Regions from separate parts of the Homo sapiens genome. Here region 1 is linked to region 2. The links are chromatin loops, found by intact Hi-C in ENCODE. Cell type or tissue: PC-9. All regions are shown on one strand.

The links. Hi-C counts contacts between places; a loop is a spot of excess contacts. Peaks named below come from ENCODE experiments on the same cell type or tissue, not always from the same donor. Only the 100,000 strongest peaks of a DNase experiment are listed, where the experiment ranks them.
Region 1: a loop joins it to region 2, with 11 times the contacts of the local background. A loop is called at or near these places in 13 of 110 quality-filtered maps.

What each region holds. Positions count from the first base shown.
Region 1 is chr3:101,696,769-101,701,768 of GRCh38, reverse strand. LOC124906262 (endogenous retrovirus group K member 5 Gag polyprotein) reads right to left here. Exons shown (of 3, transcript XM_047449415.1): 3 at 1-5,000. Among named protein-coding and RNA genes, the nearest start is that of RPL24, 13 kb to the right of the region's middle. RefSeq lists enhancers at 1-750, 1,511-2,270. In PC-9, a CTCF peak has its summit at 1,984; no DNase peak of the experiment used is centred here.
Region 2 is chr3:102,528,824-102,533,823 of GRCh38, reverse strand. No RefSeq gene overlaps it. Among named protein-coding and RNA genes, the nearest start is that of ZPLD1, 96 kb to the right of the region's middle. In PC-9, no CTCF peak of the experiment used is centred here; DNase peaks (open chromatin) are centred at 2,833 and 3,213; H3K27ac peaks cover 1,627 bases.

The sequences.
Region 1 (5,000 bases), 830 kb after region 2:
TGACAAAACATGATGTTAAATAACAAATGAAAAAATACTATGAAAAGTGGAGAGACAGATTGCAGAATAAAGGAAAGTGCCTTATATTTTGGTATCTTTAATAGCACCTTTTTCTGTTTTTTTTTTTTTTTTTGAGACAGAGTCTCGCTCTGTCACCGAGGAGGCTGGAGAGTGCAGTGGCACGATCTCAGCTCACTGCAACCTCCGTCTCCTGGGTTCAAGTAATTCTTCTGCCTCAGCCTCCTGAGTAGCTGGGACTACAGGCGCCCGCTACCACACCCAGCTAATTTTTGTATTTTTAGTAGAGATGGGGTTTCACCATATTGGTCAGGCTGTCTCGAACTCCTGACCTCATAACCTGCCTGCCTCAGCCTCCCAAAGTGCTGGGATTACAGGCATGAGCCACCGCACCCGGCCTTCTACGTCTTTGAAAAAGGGACCTCACACTTTCATTTTACACTGAGCCCTGCAAGTTATTTATGTAGCTAGTCCTGTCTATAGGTGGGGTTTTTTGTTGTTTTTTTGAGACAGAGTTTCACTCTGTCCCCCAGGCTGGAGTGCAGTGGTGCAATCTCGGCTCACTGAAACCTCCCCCTCCCAGGTTCAAGCGATTCTCGTCAGCCTCCCAAGTAGCTGGGACTACAGACACCTGCCACCACACCTGGCTAATTTTGTATTTTTAGTAGAGATGGGGTTTCACCATGTTGGCCAGGCTTGTCTTGAACTCCTGACCTCAGGTGATCCACCCACCTCTGAAGGGATGGGTTGCCCCTCCACACCTGTGAGTGTTTCTCTTAAGGTGGAATGAGAGACTTGGAAAAGAAAAAGACACAGAGACAAAGTATAGAGAAAGAAATAAGGGGACCCAGGGAACCAGCGTTCAGCATATGGAGGATCCGCGCCGTCTCTGAGTTCCCTTAGTATTTATTGATCATTCGTGGGTGTTTCTCTGAGAGGGGGATGTGTCATGGTCACAAGACAATAGTGGGGAGAGGGTCAGCAGACAAACACGTGAACAAAGGTCTTTGCATCATAGACAAGGTAAAGAATCAAGTGCTGTGCTTTTAGATATGCATACACATAAACATCTCAATGCTTTACAAAGCAGTATTGCTGCCTGCATGTCCCACCTCCAGCCCTAAGGCGTTTTCTTCCTATCTCAGTAGATGGAACGTACAATCGGGTTTTATACCGAGACATTCCATTGCCCAGGGACGGGCAGGAGACAGATGCCTTCCTCTTGTCTCAACTGCAAGAGGAATGCCTTCCTCTTATACTAATCCTCCTCAGCACAGACCCTTTACGGGTGTCGGGCTGGGGGACGGTCAGGTCTTTCCCTTCCCATGAGGCCATATTTCAGACTATCACATGGGGAGAAACCTTGGACAATACCTGGCTTTCCTAGGCAGAGGTCCCTGCGGCCTTCCGCAGTTTTTGTGTCCCTGGGTACTTGAGATTAGGGAGTGGTGATGACTCTTAAGGAGCATGCTGCCTTCAAGCATTTGTTTAACAAAGCACATCTTGCACAACCCTTAATCCATTTAACCCTGAGTTTGACACAGCACCTGTTTCAGAGAGCACGGGGTTGGGGGTAAGGTCATAGATTAACAGAATCTCAAGGCAGAAGAATTTTTCTTAGTACAGAACAAAATGGAGTCTCCTATGTCTACTTCTTTCTACACAGACACAGTAACAATCTGATCTCTCTTGCTTTTCCCCACATTTCCCCCTTTTCTTTTCGACAAAACCGCCATCGTCATCATGGCCCGTTCTCGATGGTCGCTGTCTCTTCGGAGCTGTTGGGTACACCTGCAGACTAACAACAGACAAAACAGGCACACAAGGATTAATATGAGATTTATAATCATAGTACTTCCGATGGTCTTAACCCAAGTGACAGGGTTAAGATTTGCGAGGCCATCAGCAACTCCTGCAATTGCCTCAGTTCCTGGCATCAAATTTAAATGGGCTTTTGATGCTTCGAAAATTTGTTATTTTAATTTGGAAATGTCTAAAGTGAGATTATCTTCTCTTCCCTGTAGATGGCGTCTAACCATGTCCCAGTGATGCTCAGACTCATTATAAATTTGGGGTGTAATACAAAAATCTGACGTATTCCAGTCACACTGTAACTGGAAACAATGTTCTAAGCTCATGAGTCTGTCTCCCATCCAAATGACAGTTTGTCTAAGATCATTAATTTGATTTGCCAATTTTTGATCAATACTAGATTGTGAATTCCACAATCTTGTAGAATTCTTTTGCCAATCATTAACAAAGTTTACCGACTGAACAGAAGAGTGCAATGCAACTCCTGCCACAGCAGCCGTAGCTGTGACTGCAATTAATCCCATAATCACTGCAATTAAGGTAAAAATGAATCTTTTGGATCTATTTAAAATGCCTTTTAATACTTCAGTCAAAATATGGATGGATGGCGAGGCCTCCCACGGTCAGTCCACGGACACAGAGATCCACACGCCCTCTCTTGCTCTCACCAGCAGAATACGGTGCCGCCAATTAAAAGTTGAATCAATGCAAGTAAACAATCTACAATTTTCACAGGTTATAGTTTGGGAGTCTGGTTTAATAACTATATTTCCTACAACTAGCATATAAGAGGGCTTTACGCAACTTTGTAAAGGAACCGTTAGACTGGAATTTAGGTCGATAGTATAAAATGGCTTACGATCTCTTGTTTCTAAAGTTTGATTTCCAGACCAAATTCTAATGTGGTGTCAGGCCAAAGCCTCCATAATTCTGGATGTTCAGGACCAGAAACAGGACTTATTATTTCTGGTCTTGGGGTAGAGATTCCTTTTTCTCCCCATTCCCAAGGGTAGAAAGACTGTAATTTTTTATGCTTATGTTTGTCTAGACTTTCTGTTAAGTCGCTATCAACAGCTGGACTCACTTGTGCACTTGGACACGACTGAGTTTGTCCTGAGCAATTGTGGTAGAATTGACCTCGAGGTGCCCAATCTATAATAGTTCCGAATTCATTGTTTTGTAATATCACCGCACTATTGGCCACACATTCTTCCCAAACTAAAACTTCTGTATTTTTTGATTCTTTGGGAATTTCCTTGGGGCAAGGTTTCCCTTTAGGTCTAAATTTTAATGATCTTTGATAAGAAAAGTCTTGTAAATAATTTACCCGTGGCCTGAGTGACATCCCGCTTACCATGTGATAAGTGAATCTACTGTTAGGACTGACAGTAGGTACTTCTACCAACCAATTTTGGACTGCAGGCATTAAACATCCTGGTGCTCTCCCTAGGCAAATAGGAGGATAACGATACACAATGGAAATATTTATCATCATCCCTTCTTCCTCAGGTTTGGCAGGGCAGCGATCATCTGTGGGGCCAGGTACCCATACACTATCATTAACATATACTTCTATAGGATTATCCATCCATGTGACTGGGGTTACCATCTCTGTGGAGGCCCTTTTCTTTGCATCTCCGATGGGTTCATTGTAGAACTTCAAATGTCTAGTGGGTATCCAAACAGGAAGCTGATTTTCTCCTGGTGAAACACAAGCAAAACCTCTCCCCCACGTTATCACCTTCCCTATTTCCCATGTCTTATTTTTATTATCTTTCCACCAAATTAGTTTTCCTTCATGTGGGCTGTGCTTTTTACCAGTAAGATGTTGTTTTGCAGAAGTAGTAGTCTGATTTCTATAAATGTTTAAAAAATTTAAAGTATAGAGTGCTAGATTAAGTTGCATCTGAGGAGTGGTACACTCCTTACTGTCTCCCCCTTCTTTTTGTTTAACTAATTGAGTTTTGAGTGTTCTATTAGTTCTTTCAACTATGGCCTGTCCTTGGGAATTATAAGGAATTCCTGTTGTATGTGAAATTTTCCACTGACTTAAGAATTTTTGGAAAGCTTTACTACAATATCCTGGTCCATTGTCAGTTTTGATTTTTTCTGGAACTCCCATTACAGCAAAACAAGATAATAAATGTTTTTTAACATGGGAAGTACTTTCTCCTGTTTGGCAAGTTGCCCATATGAAATGTGAATAAGTATCAACTGTTACATGAACATATGATAATCTTCCAAATGAAGGAACATGCGTGCCATCCATTTGCCATAACGCATTAGGACACAGACCTCTGGGATTAACTCCTGCCTCTTGAGTGGACAGGTGTAAGACTTGACACTGGGTGCAATGTTGTACAATATCTTTTGCCTGTTTCCATGTGACATCAAATTTGTTTTTTAATCCTGCTGCATTTACATGAGTCAAAGCAAGAAGTTCTTGTGCTTTTATGAATGCAGATGATACCAGTAAGTCAGCTTGTTCATTTGCTTTAGTCAAAGGCCCTGGTAAATTAGTGTGTGCTCGAATATGAGTAATATAAAATGGGAAATTTCTTTTTCTTACAGTTTGTTGTAATAAATTGAATAGCTGGTTTAAATGATCGTCCGTGCTATATTTAATTAGAGCTGTCTCAACATCCCTTGTAGCCTGTACTACATATGCAGAATCTGATATAATATTGATAGGTTGGTCAAAATCTTGTAACACTGTAATGACTGCAACCAACTCTGCTCTTTGAGCTGATTGATACGGAGTTTTGATTACTCGTTCTTTCGGCCCTGTGTAAGCCGCTTTTCCATTGCTGGAACCATCAGTAAATACTGTTAGAGCATTTTCTAAAGGTTCACGTCTGGTAATTTTAGGTAGAATCCAAGTAGTCAATTTTAAGAACTGGAAGATTTTTGTTTTTGGGTAATGATTATCAATAATTCCCAGAAAATTAGCAAGACCAATCTGCCATGCACCAGAACTGATAAAGGCTTGTCTAACTTGTTGCTTGTTGAAAGGAACAGTGATTTTATCTGGGTCATTTCCACACAATGTTATTATTCGTAATCTTCCCTGACCAATTAATGTAGCCATTTGATCCAAGTACAATGTAAAAGTCTTAATTGTACTATGAGGAAGGAAGGACCAATCCACAAGATCTGTGTTTTGAACAATG
Region 2 (5,000 bases):
GATAACGAGTTAGCGAGTTTTAAAAGATGTCCCCAATGAACCATGCCTTCTGGCATTCATAATCTTGTGTAGTCCCCTCCCACAATAAATCTGTGCTTCCCTGTGACTTCCATGAACAATAGTACATGTTAGGAGTGACATGGTGACACTTCTGGACCTAGATTTTAAGAGGGGTGGCAGCCTCTGCCTCCCTTTGCTTGGTTTTGGGAACTCTAACTGGCCACATAAGAAGTCTTCTTCCTGCTGGGTGCAGTGGCTCACGCCTGTAATCCCAACAATTAGGGAGGCCGAGGTGGGAGGATCACCTGAGGTCAGGAGTTCGAGACCAGCCTGGCCAACATAGTGAAACCCTGTCTCTACTAAAAATACAAAAATTAGCCAGGCATGGTGGCGCATGCCTGTAATTCCAGCTACTCAGGAGGCTGAGGCAGGAGAATCACTTGAGCCCTGGAGGTGGAGGTTGCAGTGAGCCGAGATCATGTCATTGCACTCCAGTGTGGGCAACACAGCAAGACGCCATCCCAGAAAGAAAAAAAAGAAAAAAGAAAAAAAGTATTCTTCTCTGGTCTGGCTATCACAAAGAGACGTCATTAAGATGTCATTATAGAGAAATCCTGAGACTACATGGAGAAGGAGGGAGGTTCAGCCCTCCCAATATCTCACACAGGCCTCCAGATTATAACAGCAGCCTGCAGATGAGGAAATAGTCATCGTCTGACTGCAACCACATGAGAAACCGCAAGCAAGAGCAACAGAATAATACCCAGCTGAACACAGTAAACCCATGGAAACATGGGAGATAACAAAATGATTGCTATATTAAGCCACAAGTTTTGGAGTGAAACCTACTCCTATGAAGCAAGGTCCATTCAGCCATAAACACTCAGCACCTATAAGGGTAAATGTCCTGTTTAGGTGACTGCTGTCTGGGAAAGGCCCCCAGCCATAGCAGGTATAAGAATCCAGAAAAGGTTGTAGCAACTCTATGTCCAGAGGACAACATAAAGGACCTGGACAGCCTGGCAAAGTGAGGAGAATATGGCTAAAAGGAGACAGTGGAAAGGCACTGGAAGAAAATGGGATTTTCTTTATTAAAACAAAACCTCAACCCTCCAGGCTTTTCTTATTTCTGGAAAAACAATTGGCCCAGTAGTTCTTCCACTCTCCTTGGAAGTCCTTGCTTTCCTCTTGAGATTCTCACATTTCAGATATTGCTGCCACCATCTCGCTAGCCTCAGGAGGGATGGTGTGCCCTTTCTTTGCTCTACATAAAGAACAAACAAAATCTCTTCCATGTTTCTCTTAGCACAGTTTAGGGAGGCTAGAACTTTAAAAGAGACCTTATTAAATACCAAGGTAAAGAAAAAGCAGCAAATATAGCAAAAGACAAAAATGATCTATTATTCAATGACTAAGATATCCAATGATATCTACTCCAGTTCCAAAGGACTGGCCAACTTCAAAGGCACCTTTCCTAGGTCCCTCACTCTTGACTTACCCCACTTATTCATTCAACAAACACTGACTGAAGCTTACTGTATATCAGACACAGCTAAGCATTATAGATTGGTAAGTAAAAGACAACATTTCTAGGAAAAAGGAACTTACAGTGTAGTGGGTGATAGTTTAATGAACAAAGAATATCCAGGAGGAACGAAAATCTCAGTTGGGGTTGGGACATTGGTGTAAAATTAAGCGAGTTTCCTTGAAGGAGTAATTGCATTCTAGAAAATGAATAAGAGTTATCCAACCTAATTTGTAAAATAGGTTTACAGAGTGTAGGAATCACAAATCCAAATACAAGGAGATGAGAAATGTAGTAGCCAAGATATAATAGACAGTTCAATGTAACTAGAAAATAATGCATGAGAGGGCCAGAGAGAAGAGATGACATTAAAGAGCTAGTCTGTGGTCTGAGGTGCCATGATTAATACTTTAGATTTTTATCCAGAAGGCTACTGGGAACTAGTCATCATAGATGATTGACATAAGAACTGCATTTTGAGAAATACTTCAGAGTCATTATAGAAAAGTTTGGAGAGAGACAAGGCCTCCACCTAAAGTATAAATTTTCTATCCTGAATATCATGATACATTTTTAATCAAGACAAAGGCAGACAGATTCAAATTCTAAGCCCACCTTGGGTGGACCCTCTGAATTTTTGTCTTTTTTGTAACAAATGTAGATTCTCCAGTAGATTCACAATAAGAATAATCCCACCTTGGCCAGGCGTGATGGCTCACGCCTGTAATCCCAACACTTTGGGAGGCCAAGGCAGGCAGATCACGAGATCAGGAGTTTGAGACCAGTCTGGCCAACACGGTGAAACCCTGTCTCTACTAAAAATACAAAAAATTAGCCGGGTGTGGGGATGTGCACTGTAGTCCCAGCTATTCGGGAGGCTGAGGCAGGAGAATCGTGTGAACCCGGGAGGCAGAGGTCGCAGTAAGCCAAGATTGCACCATTGCACTCCAGCCTGGGTGACAGAGTGAGACTCCATCTCAAAAAAAAAAAAAAGAAAAAAAAGAATGATGAATGATCACGCCTTTCGGGTAAGGCCGTACTCAAAGGTGTTTGTACTTCTCCTTCAGCCCCTTAGCACAGAACAATTTTAACACAGTACAATAATCACATTTCTCCATATTTTGTCTGTCAGATAAACCAAAGACAATCATTACTATATTTATAATTATCCCATGGGTCACCACGCAGCTCAGTTCTATTTATTATATGGCTACATGCAACAAGGAAACGAGGGAACAGGGAAAGCAACTCATAGCATTAGATGTGGAATGCCACAATGACTCATCTATCCAAGAGTTTGTAAAATTCTTCATAGGTTATGAAATGTTTTCTTCATAAATCTTTAATGTTTAGTTGCTTCTCAGTGCTGTTGACGCAGGCATTAACCATGAGAAAATGGACACACCTGGTCAGGCAAATCAAAACCTGGACAAACAAATTGCTTATTCTCTTCCTTCTAGTCCAACCTCTGGCCACTAACTATACTTCAGAGAACTTGAACCATCAATTAGTCTTGCTAAGCTGGTCTATGCAATGTCCCATCCATACAAACACAAGTCCTTCACAGGACCAGCACTGCTGGTCCAATGTTCTAGGAGCAGAAGTGAAAATGAAAACCAGATTCTTGAATTATTTTCCCAGGATTGTTTCAATGGAGTGTCTAATTTCCTGATAACAATCTAAAGAAGTCAGTGACACGTAGGGAGCAGATGAGGATCATCAGGGCACACCCAAAAAGGGTTCTGCTGTATTTTCAAGGAACTTAACTCCATATTAACCAGGACCTATTTGCAAACAATATCACTAGCTTACTTAATTGAAATAAAATGCTGAATATAATTTTAGTTGGAAACATCCATGTCACTGAAAGAAATGGGAGTAAAATGGTCTTATTTTGGAGATGTTTTCTTTCTTAGGACATCTGTCATTTCATGAACGGTTCATCTTCAGGCTCCTCCTTGCCTTAAGTGAGATTAACAGACACTCTGAATCATGTTTATTTATTTATTTTTTTCTTGTGGGAAGAACAAAATGGGGGCAAGGAACATAATTGGAATTTGTAAAATTTAAATATTTATACCCTGAAGAGAATTAAGCCAATTTGATATGGTAATGTTCTAAATGAAATGCTAATAAGCAAAAGACTATGTAATCTCACCCTGTCCTATGACAATCGTTTGACAAAATTCAAAGTCAGCTCTGTAGTTTAATGCTGATGAAGGACCAAACATTCAAGGGCAATTTTCCTGTGGTGGATGCTTAATATGAGACTGTACAAAAAGGACCCTGGTGAAAGCAAATACTTTATAACGGTTGAATTATGGCTGCATTGACTAATTGCAGTCCTGCTCCCTAAAAACCTGTGCAGGTGTGCAGAACCAAGATGAGGCATTGTTTGTAAGAAGAGAGAAGTCGCTGTGGGGAATCAGGCTGCAGAGGGCTCATTGACTTCAGTGCCAGCCTCAAGATTTGTGAGGTTAGGAGACTAGAGTAAAATATGAGGCTCCCTGACAGCAAAGCTGTTTAAAACTGACCTTGCTCACCTTGGAGGATAACCAAGGAACTGATTGTTCCACTGCACTCTATAACTGCCAACCATGAGGAAAAACAACATCAGGTCGGCTCAGGCAGTCTCCACCAGGGAGAGCTATGTTCAAAGCCTTGCGAGATTCCAGAAAATTTACCCATTCGTCAGATGTTGTTACCCTCTCAGCACTTCCTTCATTGAGTACCACAGTGTTTACATAAACTTGCTGAGGTTTTTTTTTTTTTTTTGGATAAACCTACCATACTGATAGCCATCCATTTTGAGACAAAGCCTTCCCTTTAGCAAACCAGCTTAGAGAGAGGGTGAGTGTAGCCAATCACGGTTCCCTAACTGACAATGTTGTTCTGTCCACAGTGTGGCCTAGACTAAGACAGAACATTAAGAAGAGAGAGATGATTTTTTTTGTCTCTGACAAATGGAGAGATGAAAGAAAAGAAAGTATCCTATTTTCATCCCAAGGATAGTGAGACAAAATCTCTTTTCTGAGAGAGCCCAGAAATGTCATATAAAGTATAAATTTAAGAGCTAGACTGAACCTTGGAGGTATAATGGACCTTGTCTTTTATAATTCTTTCACTATAAATATAAGGAAAGCTGGGGTTCAGAAAGTATTAATTTTGCTATGTTCACACACCTCACTGAAGAAGATTCCAGCCTTAATCAGCTCTCCTAACCTCTAGTCCAGTTCTCTTTGTGCTACATTGCCACATTGCCAATTCAAAATGAAATTATGTGCAAGACATTTATATGAACCTGAGTGAGTCATTTTAATCAAGTCAAGATCCCTTTAGATGAATTTTGTGGGCCATTATTCACTCTACTGATTTTTGGATTAGAAAAATAATAATGATTGAATTGTATTTAAAGCTCTCAGGAATCCAAAACAATGTACTTGAAAGACATATTCCTGCATGGATAATTCATGAT